Linked DNA regions of Homo sapiens: region 1 is linked to region 2. The links are chromatin loops, found by intact Hi-C in ENCODE. Cell type or tissue: heart right ventricle. All regions are shown on one strand.

Evidence for each region. Hi-C counts contacts between places; a loop is a spot of excess contacts. Peaks named below come from ENCODE experiments on the same cell type or tissue, not always from the same donor. Only the 100,000 strongest peaks of a DNase experiment are listed, where the experiment ranks them.
Region 1: a loop joins it to region 2, with 2.6 times the contacts of the local background. A loop is called at or near these places in 20 of 110 quality-filtered maps.

Annotation. Positions count from the first base shown.
Region 1 is chr3:72,266,684-72,274,683 of GRCh38, forward strand. No RefSeq gene overlaps it. Among named protein-coding and RNA genes, the nearest start is that of LINC00870, 120 kb to the left of the region's middle. RefSeq lists enhancers at 281-350, 2,325-3,524, 3,387-3,636. In heart right ventricle, no CTCF peak of the experiment used is centred here; DNase peaks (open chromatin) are centred at 3,548 and 4,768; H3K4me3 peaks cover 226 bases; H3K27ac peaks cover 1,285 bases.
Region 2 is chr3:72,819,014-72,827,013 of GRCh38, forward strand. It overlaps SHQ1 (SHQ1, H/ACA ribonucleoprotein assembly factor), which reads right to left. Exons shown (of 11, transcript NM_018130.3): 6 at 5,411-5,538. Among named protein-coding and RNA genes, the nearest start is that of SHQ1, 25 kb to the right of the region's middle. RefSeq lists enhancers at 3,234-3,283, 3,304-3,583. In heart right ventricle, CTCF peaks have their summits at 3,558 (motif pointing left) and 3,757; DNase peaks (open chromatin) are centred at 2,267 and 3,518; H3K4me3 peaks cover 549 bases; H3K27ac peaks cover 1,809 bases.

The sequences.
Region 1 (8,000 bases), 550 kb before region 2:
GAATGAGGAACTGTACTGAAAACAGGGGAGTAAATGAGCGTCAGTCCATTGAAGAGTGAGGCTCAGACCCTTATCTCCAACTCAGCTCCACAGTGCCATCCTCTAGCTCCTCAGCATCCCGTGACTATGGCCCCCAACACACACACACACACACACACACACACACACACACACACACACACACACACTGTCAACCCCAAGCAGACCCTTAGATGCTTCTTCCCCAGGGAGGCTGGCTGAGCCAAAAGCAAAGACCCAAGGAATTTGATATTTGGGGACTGTATTAGTCTTTTCTCATGCCGCTGATAAAGGCATACCTGAGACTGGGTAATTTATAAAGAAGAAGAGATTTAATGGACTCAGTTCCACATGGCTGGAGAGGCCTCACAATCATGGCGGAAGGTGAAAGCCACATCTTACATAGTGGCAGACAAACAGGGAATGAGAATCAAGCAAAAGGGGTTTCCCCTTATAAAACCATCAGATCTCATGAGATTTACTCCTACCATGAGAACACTATGGGGGAAACCACCCCCATGATTCAATTACCTCCCACCAGGTCCCTCCCACAACACGTGGGAATTATGGGAGCTACAATTCAAGGTGAGACTTGGGTGGGGACACAGCCAAACCATATCAGGGACTCTTTGGAAAAAATGCCCACCCACAGGTTTTTCAGACAACTGCATCCCCCTAGACATGTGAACAGTATTTCCACCTTCACAGAAACCAAAACAGACTAAAAGGGAGAAACAGAGAAGCAGAAGAAGGTTTTCAAAAACATCCTCCGGGCGGGTGTGGTGGCTCACGCCTATAATCCCAGCACTTTGGGAGGCCGAGGGGGGTGGATCACAAGGTCAAGACATCGAGACCATCCTGGCCAACATGGTGAAACCCCGTCTCTACTAAAAATACAAAAACAAGTTGGGTGTAGTGGTGTGCACCTGTAGCTACTCGGGAGGCTGAGGCAGGAGAATCACTTGAACCCGGGAGGCGGAGGTTGCAGTGAGCCGAGATTGCACCACTGCACTCCAACCTGGTGACAGAGCGAGACTCCGTCTCAAAAAAAAAAAAATTCCTCAGAAAGAAAAGATAACATATCCTTTAAACAAGAACAGGATACTCTCAGAGACTAATAGAACTGAGCAGGAGAGTCTGGAAATTAAAAACAAGTAGCTGCTGGGTGCAGTGGCTCACGCCTGTAATCCCAGCACTTTGGGAGGCTAAGGCAGGTGGATCACCTGAGATCAGGAGTTCAAGATCAGCCTGACCAACATGGTGAAACCCATCTCTACTAAAAATACAAAAATTAGTCAGGCTTGGTGGTGCAATCCTATAATCCCAGCTACTCGGGAGGCTGAGGCAAGAGAATCACTTGAACCTGGGAGGCGGAGGTTGCAGTGAGCCAAGATTTTGCCACTGCACTCCAGCCTGGGTGACAGAGCAAGACTCCGTCTCAAAAAAATAATAATAACAAAAATAAAAACAAGTAGGTAACCAAAGCAAGACAGCAATGGGGTTGTGCATTCCAGCCCCTGTTTCTTTGTTTCTTCCCCACTCCTGTTTAACAACTGCTCCTCCCAGTCTCCCTCTCAATGTTGTCATCAGTCACCCACTTACAAAGCCCTAGGAGAACGCTATGGGCCGAATTTTTCTCCAAAAATTCACACGGTGAAGTCTTAACTCCCAGTACTTCAGAATGTTTCTGTATTTAGACATAGGGTCTTTAAAGAGGTAGTAAGATTAAATGAGGTCAAATAAGTGGGCCCTAAAGCACGTGACTGTCCGCACTTGGAGATAGGGCCTTCAAAGTAGGGCAGGCCCTAATCCACCTAATCCAATCTGACCAGTGTCCTTATAAGAAAAGGAAAATTGAATGCAGGATGAGAAGGCAGGGGTGCATGCACACAGAGGGGAGATCATGTGAGGACACAGTGAGAAGGTGGCCGAATGCAAGCCAAGATGAGAGGCCTCAAAATGAAACCAAACCTGCAGGCACCTTACTTGGACTTCTGGCCTCCAGAATCATGAGAAATACATTTCTGTTGTGTCAGCCACCCAGTCTATGGCATTTTGTGATAGTAGCCCTAGCACACTAATACAGAGGACTGTATTGTTCAATTAAGGGTGAATTTTCTTGTTGCAGGAGTTGAGAAACAAACCAACCAATCAGAGAACTGACCCTGAAAGAGTAAATCTTTTCCCAGAGAACAGGACTCTCTAGGCATGAGTGAGATACAAATAGTCTTTTCTGCCTCCTCTTCTTCCCAAGAACTGATAAGGTTGAAAGAAAAGAACTCATCCAGGGAGAGAGGGAGTAAAGGATTCTGCTACAACAGCGACACACCAGCATCATCCTGGGAGACCACCTGCTGATGGCCCAGGCCCAGATGTGAGCTCTTCCCAGGCCTGGACACCCCTACTCCCACCTGCTCACCCTCACTAAGCCACAGGTTCTTTCCCATCTTATAACTGCTCCCTGGAACATTCGGCAGCCAGAGTTAGCTAATCCAATCAGTTTAAAGGCGTTTTGCATAAGCCTGATCATAACCCTCACCTGAGCAGTGTTAAAATAAGCAGGCTCCCTGGATCCTCCCCTGGAGATTCTGATTCAGTGGGTTATTTTGAACACATTGTCCAGAAAATTCCAGTGGAGGTGCATTCGGAAAACATTAGACTAATGCCGCTTAGCAGGATGGCCTCTTTTCTGGAACCAGGGCCTTTGAATGGTGGGGCTCTTTGAAACCCATGAGAGTGCCTCTGCAGCACTGCTCTCTGAGTGACCCTGATGTGTGACCCCTGACAGAGCCATTCAGATGAAGGCTAGCGTGGATATATGGTGACCTCCCTGGGCCAGCCTAAGCCACCCTCAGCAAGGACTAAGGAATGGAAATTCCAGGATGCTGGCTGTAGTCACATGGAAAGCAGTACTTTCTGACCATCAGAGCCACTGTGAAACAACAGAATGTGGCCCTTGGGAGGAAGGGAGTTCCCCATACTTGGAGAAACCCAATGATCAAAGGATGAGCTTTGTCAAAGGAAATTGTACCTTTTACTTGACTCAGATGCCCGATAGATGCTTCCTGGAAGGACAAGAGGGTTGTTTAGAGCCTCACTACTCAAAGTGCGGACCACAGGCCAGCAGCATGAGCCTCACTAGGAGCTTTTAAAGACCTCTAACATCAACTTCATGTCCTAAAATTCCAGCCACCTTGATTCAAGGTTAGGCCCTGGCATAAAGACCCTTAAAATCTCCCCAGTTTATTCTAATGTAAAGCCAGGATTAAAAGCCAGAGAGAGCCAGAGACCCCAAGGGTACCATCTAACTAAGATAACAAGAATCTCTGGCTGGGCTGGTGGGGAATAAACTTGTGAGAGAAGGGAAGAAACATTTGTGAAAAGCTGCAGTCTCTTTTTCACTTTCTTTTCTGCTTACTTCAGCAGGAATTTGTCTCCCAGCTGCCAAAAGCAAAATGACTCAGAGAAGTGACATGACCTGCTCAAGGTCACTCCGTGGATGATGCAAGACTAGCAGGCAAGAATATCTTTGGATTCCTGCTCCGGGGCGTGACGACATCCCGGGCCACTGGGGTGGGGCTGCAAAGTATTAAAAAAAAGGAAGAAGACAAGTTTCCCACCCCTAGATACAGCCTGGCAGTTAAAGCAAGTCAAAATCAAAGTACAGCAGACATAGACATTGTAATAAACTTGTCTTGAGTGCTTACGCGTATATGCTAACCACTGCATTTTCTTTATGTGTGTCACATCATTTCATCTCTGGAACAATCTCATGAGAGACTGTTAGGTCCTATTATTAACTCATGTTTTACTCATGAGGACACTGAGGCTCAGAGTGGTGCAGTAATTTGCCCAAGGTAGCACAGCTTGTAGGTATGATAGCAGAGCCGAGATGCAAACTCAAATTCAAGAACCCAAACACCTAAGCACCGTGGACCACTGCTCTTGCCTAAAAACAGGAAGCACAGAGTGAGGGGGACCTCTGTGAAGGCTGACAGACTTAGGAAAGGCTTCCTGGGGGAAGATGCCTTTCTCTGAGCTTGGCTAGAATGGGTCAAAAAAGAGTAGGTGTGCGGGGCAGAGGTGAGGCTGGGGATGGGGAGCAACAGGCATCAAAACTGAGTGCAATCTAGGATTTAAAATTCAGGTATTCATAGCTGGCATGGTGGCAGGTGCCTGTAATCCCAGCTACTCGGGAGCATGAGACATGACACCCACTGGAACAGAGGTTGCAGTGAGCCGAGATTACGCCACTGCCCTCCAGCCTGGGCAACAGAGGGAGACTCCGCCTCAAAAAAAAAATTAAAAATTAAACAAAATCCAGCTATTGGAGGAAAGGGTGGGCTGGTAAGCCCTTTGGCAGAAAGAAGAGGCAGTTTTTGCTCTGAAGCCCTAGAGAAAATGAATTGCTGAAAAGCAGGGATGGAATAAAATGTGTCCCCTTTAGACTGCTGGATGGGTTCTGAGGTCCTGTGAGAGAGGCAGGCAGGGAGACAAGGAGCTGAGGAAGTTGTAGAAGACCCTGGGAGATGCAGGCTTGAGGAGCTTCTTCAAAGAGCCTAACCCCAGCCACCTATGTTGGGCCCAAGCTTGGCGCTGCCCACGAGTTCTGTGGTCTATTTTCATTATCATCCCACTTTACTCTTCTTACTTTGAAGGGAGGCCAGGCTAGAAAGGAAACCAGGCTCAGATGGGGTCAATGTGCTTGTCCAAGGCCACTTAGCTGAGAGGAGCCCAGCCAAGATGGGAACCCGCTTCTGCCTGACCCAACGCCCATCTCACGCGTTGAGGAAATGAGACTTCCTGCAAGGCATGGCAGAGAAAACATGTACTGTTCTCTGCTCCTTCCTGAGAATAACTCACATGCCAGCAAATAAATTTCTAAAAAGTCATAAATAAGCCTGCAAGGTAAAAAAGAAAAGGGAGAAATGCAAGAAGAGATGTCCAAATACATACGTGTGTGTGTGTGTGTGTGTGTGTGTGCATGTATGTATTTGGAGGCTGAAAACAGGTTGGATGAACTAATGTATCAAAGCTGAAAGCTGAACCAAGACAAAGGGGAAACAATGGGAAGCAAAGTGAACTGGGTCCCAGAACCCCAGAAAACCTCAAGAATTCATCAGCTCTGAATAAAAAGTGCTGGGTGGGCTGGAAGCAAGAGGATTGCTTTAAAAATCTTTAAAAATAAAATCTAGATCTCCAGGTTCCTTCCTCAACGCCAGGCAGCAAGGTGACTACCCCTCCTCCAATCCCACAGAAGAAAAGAAGTTTAACTTCTAGCCAGCTTCAGGAAAATAGGCTCTGGATTTGTGGCTTAGGGGCACAATATAGGATAAGTCTCAGCCACCTAATTCAAAGAAGGGGGATTAAATGAACTCAACACACTGAATGATGAGATATCATCCCCCTCCCAAAAAAGCCGGCTCTTATCTTGGATGACCAACTGTCCTGGTTTTCCTGAGACTGATGCATTCTCAGGGTGATGGATTTTCAGTGCTAAGTCCAGGGACGTCCTAGGTAAATCAGAATGAATTGTCACCCTTCTTCTATCCCTCTGAGACCAGAAGATGTCTTTCTGGGGAACATGACCAGCCAAAGTGAAAAGATCTGCAGAGTAAGAGGCAAGAAGCAAAAGCCCTCATGAGATGACAAGGTCCTCATTCTATAACAAAACCACCCACAACTAGGTCCTGCCCCACACACAGACCTTCTACTCAGCAGATCACAGCATGAGCCTGGTGGTTCGGGGCACAGGGCCCCTGGCAATGCCAGCTGGGTGTGGCAGAGCTGTCTGCGCACAGAGGGCATCAACAGCAGAGGCTGCCTCCAGGCACCTGGGACAGAGCATCCATTGTGCGAAACATCCCCACGGATGCCCAGAAATAGTTAGAGGAGACTCTTTGGTGGGGGTGTCACTGTGTGAGTGCTCAGTGACAAGGCTGGCAAGAGAGCAAGGGCTTATGTGGGACAAGAACAAGCTGGCAGCGCTCCTCACAATAGCCGACATCTGGAATCAACCCAAATGCCCATCAACAAGGGAATGAATGAACAGGTTGCAGTCTGTCCATACAATGAAATATTATTCAGCCATGAAATGGAATGAGGTACTGATTCTGCTACAACAAGGATGGACCTCAAAAACATGATGCTGAGGCATAAAATGTTACATATTGTAGGGTTCAATTTACATGAAATATCCAGAATAGGAAAATCCATTCTGCTGGAAAGCAGATTAGCAGTTGCCAGGGTCGAAGAGTAGAGGGATGGAGGAAGGGGGTGACTGCTTCATAGAGACTGACTTTTGGGGTAATTGGAAATGTTCTGGAAATAGACAGAGGTGATGGTTTCTCAACAAGGTGAATGCAGTCAATGCCACTGACCTGTATGCTTTAAAACAGTTAATTTTCTGTTATGTGAATCTAACATACCTCAATTAAAAAGAAAAAAAGATCAATCTGTCAAGAATGGAGAGGCCTATACCACAGACTCACCTAACCCAAGTAAATACCAGCAAGCGTGTCTCAGAATCTGAGAGCTGCTCCCCTGTCTCCCATCCATCCAGGCCCTGCTCTCAGGAGACCCCAGAGACCCCGGGGGAAGACAGGCTTGCTCCCAGCAAGGCAATGGCCAAACTAAGCCCTAAGACTGCCCCCAACCAGAGTGCAACAGGTAGATCTCATGGTAAGTGTTCTCATTACAATAAAATAAAATCTTAAATAAATAAATACATAAGCCCAAAATTAAAGAGGGACACTCACACACACAGAGCTCTGAGTAGTTTCTTCTCTTCCTCCTCTCACCTGACCTGCAGCAGACCCTCAGGGTCCCAGGCACCCTCCCAGCACCTGGTGAGCCCCGCATTTCTCTGGCATACATGAAGACCTGCTGGTTTGCAGAATGTTCTCATGAGAAATTGTCAATACTCGGATGCCACAGACCATGCTTCGTGCAACTGCAGTCAGGTTTGTTTAAGAAACACAATTAGGAAGGAAAAGCACACTTTTTTTCCCTTGTAAGACCTGAGGGAATTGTTGGTATTCAAGCCGGCTCTCTGGAGGCCTCTTCCTCCTCTGAAGGAACATAAATACACTGCATTCCACCCAGCCACAGACAGACCAGGGCCCTATTACAGACCCAGCCCAGGAATGCACAGCCCCCAACAGCCAACAGAGCTGAGCACTGCCCTGCTGGCTCCACACACAGCTCTCAGGAACTCCAGAACTTCCCGAGCACCTTGTCTGGTGGTGCAACACATTTTTCTTTGCAGCAAAATCGCTTTTTCTTTTTTTCAAGGAATTTTACGTTTAAAACCACAAAACAGAAGGGAGGTTTGTAAGTGGAGCTTTTCTGGTTGATGAAGAGGTAAGGGACTCTAACTTCTCTCCTCCTTATCTTCTTATAGTTCACCTAAGGGACTTCGGGTTTCCCCAAGACACTCAGGGTTCCCCAGGGCACAGTTTGCTAACCCCTGATCTGGTCCCATGTCCTCATGTCAATGTATAATTCTCAAAAAAGTAAGAATGTGACTCTTTCACAAATAGTAAATGAGCACATGTCAAGGATCTCTTTAACCTATGAGTGGGGCGACCAGCAGGACGAGAAAACCAGTTCAAAGCCTTACGGGAAAGACCAAAGTAACTGCATTGGAGGACAGAAAGATTGCTGAACTAAGACAGCAAAGTCAGACTCAGAAATGATGAATGTCCTGAGGGTCAATAAAATCGTATTCTTCGAGGGTATCTTTTACACTGGACAGAAATCATTTTCATGACTACTGGACTGAAATCATTTGCAAGTTATCAATCTTCCAGAAATTAGCATCACACTTTCCAGAGTCTGGGCCTGAACCGGTAGTAAAGAGTAAATCACAGAAAAGTATATTCCCCTCCCTTGAGCAGGGTCAGCAAAAGTGCTCGATAAAGGGGCAGACAGTAAATAATCTTCAGCTTTGTGGGCCATATGGTCTCTGTTGCAACCACTCA
Region 2 (8,000 bases):
ATCTTTGGCTACAGCCTTGCAAGACCTTACACAGTGGACCCAGCTAAGCCTGGCCCAACTTCTGACTCATGGAAACTGAGATCATGAATGTACACTGTGTGAAGCTTGTGATAATTTGTTATGCAGCAAGAGAAAACTAAAACAGTGACTTATCATTGTTATTTCACTTAGTATTTCTCCAATTGCTCAACTTTAAGCACTAGTTCCTTGGTTTGTAGGCAATCTGGATTTGCACTCTTATGAGTGACCCATTCGAATGTGTTTTGTCCAGTTTTTTTCTATTGGATGGCTTGTCTTGTCAAATTAAGAATCCTGTATATTATAGATATAAACCCTAATCATCTTTCCAAAGCTACCATATCTCTACTGACTTTGTTTATGGTACCTTTTGCCATTGAAACACTTATTTTTCATGTAGTCAAATATGTCCATTTTTTTTTTAAGACAAGATTCTGGATTTATAGCTTTAGTTAAGGTTTCCCCAATCCTTGAATTGTACATGAAGTCTCTTTAAGATTAAATTTATTATCCATTAAGTGGAGGTACAGCATCATAAACAAAGGTCCTCATCCTGGTCTTCATATTGAGTAGGCTGAGGAATAAGAGGAAGAGGAAGGGTTGGTTTTGCTATCTCAGGGGTGGCAGAGGCAAAAGAAAATCCCCATATAAGCAGACCTATGCATTTCAAACATGTTTTGTTCAAGGGTCAACTGTATTTAATTTAAAATTTACTGGATTTAATTAATAAGACAGATAAACTGAGTGTTGACTGCCTCATTGGAGGACGCATCTGAAGTTCCTTAATTTAAATAAAAGCTCTCAGTTCATTTTAAGCAATTTGATTTAAGGAAATGGCATGAAGGCATATACTCACTGCAGGAAGAAAGCATACCTGACAAAATATTTTATGACTCCTTGTATTTAGCAAGAAGGTTAGAGACAGTATTCCCTTAGGTATGGTTTTTGAGATGTTCATTAATTTAGCTAATGGGAAAATGCCAGGTGTTCATGATCTCTGACTAGAGAAAAGTCTTTATATCCTAGTTGACTAATAGACCCCTGCTCCCACATAATTCTCAATCACAAAGTAAGCATGCCCAGAAACTATTTAGCAACATGTCAACTCTCTACATATTTATGCCTTCATTTTTAAGTAATCATACCTATCGACGTTTATCCATTTATAAAAGTTGACCTAGGCAATGTAGGTTCTGACGTTACATTATCCACATGTAAGTATTTCTACATTAGTCATTTTCAATAACTGTGCACAGAAGAAAAACCTACTTGAATTATTCTTCTGAATTCTTGGATACTAGGAGCTGCTAGACTTTCCCTAAAACACTTCCACCTTTTACTGAGCATTTATAAGTTCCACTGTGGCCTACTTCATTAATAACACACAAATGCATTTAAATTCTGAAATTCAAGCAAAGAAATCAGAGATGATAAATAACAATAACAACAAACCAGGAAATCACTAGAGAAACCAAAAGTCTGAGCTCCCTAAGGCCTTTTTTATTAGAGCTGTAAATCATATCACCCAAAGGGGAACTTGGGGGAAGTTTGCACACAATCAAGTCTAACCTAGCAGCAGTACTGGAAATAACTACAGATGCAGTGCCAACAATGCTTGGATGATTGCCACCATGAATAACATTTGTCAAGCATTTGTATGACTTAGCTACACTACAAAGCAGCTTTGCTATATAGTTCACAATGTTTTGGCTAATTATACTTTTAAAAATAATCTCCAGTGAAACAAAAGTCAGCTGAACTCTCAATACATTTGAGGAGGAAACTGGTGCCCTAGCATTGAAGCAAATGGCCAAGGACCACCTCCCAACATCAAAAACCCCACCAATATGTCTGAAGGCTGCAAAGGGACTATCAAAATGAAAGATGTCTGCAAGGTAGTCACTTTTCTCTTCCAAATATTTTCTAATTTTGTTACTTTTAAATCCTCCCTTCCTCTCTAAATCCCCCTCCCAAACATCCCTCTTATCTGGGTCAACAATTAAATCACAAAGGATCTCAATGCTCTCAGAGTAACGCACATCTGTCTATTACATTGTACATTCACTGGAACCAGATCAAGGGAACCAGAAAAAATTGTGCTGCATTCAAACCTTCAGCCTAAATGGGTAGCCCTGCAGTGCTACAACTTTCAAAGTTGACACTGACAGTTATCTCTACAAACACTGAAGGGCTCACTGGTGCCAAACAGGATGTCCCTGCTAGGAAGTTCATTGACTATAAATGTTACGTGGTGTCATAACAAGCAATAACGTGCCAAGACTCTGGAGCTTCAGATTAACCACTGAAAGACAACATGGGAAATGCGGTGAGTTCATCCTCATGAAACCAGAGCTCAGGGGAAGCACGGCGTTTAACACTTCCATTTACAAGCCTTTGGGGAGGAAAATCTGGATCACTACAAAGCTGGAGAAAAGTCTCCCTGTTGTAACTCAGGGCTGTGATGAAAACGACAAGAATTACAACCAAGGGAGAAAAAGAGGGAGCAAAGTTCACCACCTAAGGCTTATCTGGAATTCAAAGCAATCTAGGTTAATATTTTATGATACAGAATGAATCAAAGGTACACCCCTCACCTGCACTGTTGTATCTGCCTGGCGACACCTGATGAGGAGGTGTTAAACAGACAACAGCCCACGCTATGACACAAAGAGGAAGAAGGCCAGAGAGGCAAAGAACAAAGAGGAAGAGGAGAAAAGGTACAGCAGCATGCACCATAGTTCAGCAGAAAACTGTGATGTTTATTTCTTGGTTTATTTCTTTTCCCCCATATTTTATCCTGGCTCAACACACTTCAATTTATTCCTCCAATTCTGAGTGCCCCAAATATTTGAACCAGGATTTTTCAAATGAGAGAGAAATCTTGTTAACAAGGAACTTTCCCTTAAAGCTTTCTAAATGTATAAAAATTGTAATTTCACAGAGAAACCATCCAACTCCTGGCTCTCCTGTGACTGATTTTACTCTACAATAATAATTTCTAACATTTACAGGATTTTAAATACATCGTTTCATTCAATCTCAGGACAACTCTGAGGTAGGTACAGCATTCCACAGCAACCCAAAGGTGCAAGATCATATCGCAGGCATGTGGTGGAACAAGAAGTCCAACCCCAAGCCTACATTTAGTTTATATCTTACATTTGGTATTATTAGAAGAGACACGCTGTTCGACACAAAGCTCAAGTTCGTCTACCTTAGATCACATGTCCTTGCTATTTTTAAAGGTGGTTTTTAGAATGAATCACCATAATGGCTTTGCAGACTATGACTGTTCCTGATGCACCAGCCTGGCTATCAGTCATGGGTCAGATGAAGGGTCAGGAGGGCAGGTGGTTAAAAGGACTGAGTGGCTTGATCTCCTGCTAAAATTACACAAAGAAGACTAAGAGCATTGCTGACACAGAAAACTGGACTGAGAACAAGCTACAGTTTATCAAAGTAGAGCAAGTTAGAATTTAAATCAAAGGGAACGCCTTCTCTTGATTTTTAGGGCAACTAGCTCACCCTGGTGGACAGAAAACTCAACTACGCAACCATCAATTTTCTCCCACACCACCTCATTAAAATACCGTGCTAAAATTAGGGAAACTGACTCAAACCAGTTGACACACTTGATGATTTAAGTTTGTTCAAACTTCATGATCAGATCTACCTAGCATGTACAATTAACTATCTATATTCTGTTAGCAATCCTAAACCTGAAAATTTGTCTATATATACATAATGTGAGAAGTCTCTGAAAGCTGCTTAAACTCAAATATAAAAGTCAGGATTTGTTGAAAACGACAATAAATCTATAACAAAGAGTCACTATAGGCCGGGCGCGGGAGCTCACACCTGTAATCCCAGCACTTTGGGAGGCCGAGGCTGGCGGATCACAAGGTCAGGAGATCGAGACCATCCTGGCTAACAGGGTGAAACCCCGTCTCTAGTAAAAACACAAAAAATTAGCCAGGCGCGGTGGCCGGTGCCTGTAGTCCCAGCTACTTGGGAGGCTGAGGTAGGAGAATGGCGTGAAACCGGGAGGCAGAGCTTGCAGTAAGCCGACATTGTGCCACTGCACTCCAGCCTGGGCGACAGAGCAAGACTCCGTCTCAAAAAAAAAAAAAAAAAAAGAGTCACTATAATGAGCTTCTGTTATGCAATAAAGCTAATCCTCTATTTTCTAAAATATTATAGTAGCAATTTTTTGATCTGGTAGAACTCACCTAAACTTTAATAAAACTTAACCATAAAAACATTTATTACAATATTTATAGATATTTACTGAGTACCTTTATATAACAGGCACTATACTAGACACTGAAAAAATAGCAGATAACAGGCTATTGCATTGATATGCAGAAAATAAAAAACTGTGATGCATTAGAGACCCTGTAGCTACTTCAGAATGAGTGGTCAAAGAAGGCCACTATATATACTATTTGCAACTGCAGAAAACAGGAAGTCACCCAAATGTCCACCAGTAGTAAACAGCCCAAATATCCATCAATCATGAAAAAAATATCCAACCGGATACTATGTAATCATGAAAAGCTTCAGGTAGATCTCTACATACTAATATGGAAGATGTGCAACACACACTACAAATTGAAAACAAGGTACAAACCGGGTATACGTGAGTCTATGTGTAGACATTTCTTAAAGCGACTGTTTAGATGTGGGAATATATATTTTTAAAATATCCCCAAAATTGCTAATAGTGATTACTTCCGGGAAGAAGAACTTGGGGTGGGAAGAGTCTATATTCCATTTAATACTCTTCAGAATGTACATATATATGTATTCTTTCCATTTAAACATTGAAATTTTATTTTTAATATGTAAATAAAAGCCAAATCAGTGTGACAGAAAACATGGGTGTTCTCTTCTTGATCTGTCTGCAAATGTTATATTTCTAATGTATAGTCTTAATATATCAATGCTACACTGCACTTAGAGAAGCTGGTAATAACATGTCCATCTAGGTCTTTTCCCACTTGGGTCTTCCCCCCGCCCGTTACTAATACTCAAATGTCCTTACCAAAGAAGAATGTTCATACCTCTTAAGCAGGTTATTGAGAAACTACAAATGTCCTGTGTGATAATATCCCTAAATTTAGGTTTTAAAAAATAATTAATTATAAAAGAACTCCAATGATTCTAAAGGAAACCATACTTCAAAAGAATTTTCCAACACAAATAAGCCTAATTATTTAGCGGCATTTTCCAGTCAGGGGCAAAGAAGTCATTTCCAAAATTAGCAATTCAAACTCATATTTTAACATTATAAGGCAATTACAACTATACGCTTAATAATATGGAAGGCAGTAAACGTGGTACACCATGAGATTTTAAAATGAAACAAATTAGCCGAATTTGAGTTTCTTACCTAATGTAGCATGATTTTCTTGTTCCTGACTCTTTTCCAAAAAGGCCATCATTTTTGAATATTTGTCAGTCCACCAAGGATTATACTTCAAAATCTGTTCAATCGCCTCATCTTCAAAAAAGTCAGCTCTAGGAAAAAACATTGAAAGAACTTACTATACAGGATTTCACTGGCTTTTACTTTTTAACATTTTATCTTAACTCATATTTGTACTAGAAATACAGATTTTAATTCAAAGTACATTTCAAGGAAAGACTGAACACTATATTTACTTTCTTTGTAGTTACTAACCACAAACATAAGTTATTTACCATAAAACAAAAGTAAGTATCTGCCTAAAGGGATATATAACATTGCTGATCTCTTTTTTTTTTTTTTTTAACTTTTTTTAAAAGAGATGGGTCTCACTCTGTCATTCAGGCTAGAGTACAGTAGTAACATAATCACAGCTCACTGCAGCCTCAAACTCCTGGGGTCAAGCAATCCTCCTGTCTCAGCCTCTCAAGTAGCTATGACTATAGGCACATGCTACTGTGCCTGGCTAATTTCTATTTTTTCATAGAAACAGGGTCTTGCTTCCTTGCCCAGACAGGTCTTAAACTCTCGGCCTCAAGTGACCCTCCCACCGCAGCCTCCCAAAGTGTGATGGGATTACAGGCTTGACCCACTGTGTCCAACCTCTGATCTCTTTAAATAGAAGGTACATAGAAGACTGGTCCTACCCTGAAGTCCCATCCCATATTCGATGATGTGAAATGAAGCAAATCTGAAGACACATTGGACTGAAATCTAGCACTTGTGCTAGGTATGCAAGTACTACAGACTTTAGTAAAATTTCAATAAAGGAAAAAATTTTTGAACTCAACCAGCAAAGAAAAACAAGCAGATGAGTAGGAAATTCAGGATACTGCATCTCCACAAAGAGGCTAAAAGGGGCTACACACACACACACACACACACACACACACACACACACCATTTTTGGCATGTGCACTCATATTTTCTACCAAGATAAAATCTATTTTATTAAGATACTAATTTTAAAGTTCCTTAAACTACTGAAGAAGATAAAAGCAACATTTGTAGAGAACAGAAAGCTAATTTTCCTGCACTCTACATTCCTGTTTTAACTAGAAAAATAACAGCCACATTCAAAATACACCTCTCACTCTTGGAGGACACTTATTCAGAAATGATTCTATCTTGCATTCAAAGTTGGAAATTGGTATTCTTGGGAAAAGCATTAACAAGGTATAACTCATGGTGAAAATTTTATTTATATTTTAGTTAACTAGAAACTCAAGGAATTGGTTGCTTTGATACACTGAATTTTCTAACTGATAGTTTTACAACCTTATAGTTGTAAACTATAATCTTATATCAGTTTCTAACTGATAGTTTTCCACAGCCTTCCCTTTCAACTGAGATACTGAAATCACTTAAAAATTAGAAAGATCACAGACAACTTACGGAGTTCTTTGTATGTTCCAGGCACCGCACTAAAAGCTTTGCATCCATTATTTCCTTGAATCCTCACACCATCACTATAGGCATGGGGTACTATCAATATCCTCATTTTACAAAGGTAGAAACTGAGGCTCAGAAAAGTTTTGTATCTTGGCCAAGTTCAGAGAACAAGTAAAAACCATAGCTAGGATGTAGACATACTGAACTCTTACTTCAGACTCCAAGCTCTTAACCAACATAAATATTCCATTTTTATATATGAGGAAATAAAGTACATATTAGACAAAACTGAACAGCTAATATCTTGAAATAGGAATTCTCAATAACAATTTCCAACAGGTGCACAGACATATGAGACAAGGACAAAATAGCTGCTTCATAAACTAATCCTGCTAAGCCTATTTTCTTATTAGCTATCTCTTTCTCCTTAAAGTGAAGGAACTCTTTTGAATTGAAGTTCTACTATAAACTCATCCACAAATCAGAACGTGAGCTTTTTTCTAGGATATGAATTTCAAAGGGATAAACAATAACAATAAATGGCTAAAATGCTAAATAAGTCATTCATTCAACAGAAAGTACTGACATTGTCCCATGTTCCATGATCCATGTTAGGCACTGGAGTTCCATTCATGACAAGACACAGACAGTCCTGGCCCTCACACAACTTACAATCCCATGGGAGAGTCAAGCAATTACAATATAGCAAAATGCTATGACATATCAGCAGTACAGGATTCTAGGGCAAAATAAATTAGAATGACAGGCAAGGACCCTGGAGGATATAATACCTAAACCAATGGTTGAATGATAATGAACAGTTAACCAGATGAAGGGGGTGGGACAGAGTATTCTGTAATGAAAAACTGGTTGGCGAAGGCTAGAAAACAAGAAGGCACATTTAAGGGAAAAAAAGTTGAAAGAAGCTGAACATAATATAGTGGCAACCACCTTGTAAGCCATGTTTAAAAAATCTCAAAGATTATCCCTACCAACTAAACACTTAAAAGCTTTTTACATAGGGGAATGACATTAGCATGGTTTAGAAACATCACTCTTATTGCAGCCTGGAAAATGATTTAAAGGGAGAAACCTGGAGAAGCAGACATAATGGTGGCCTAGG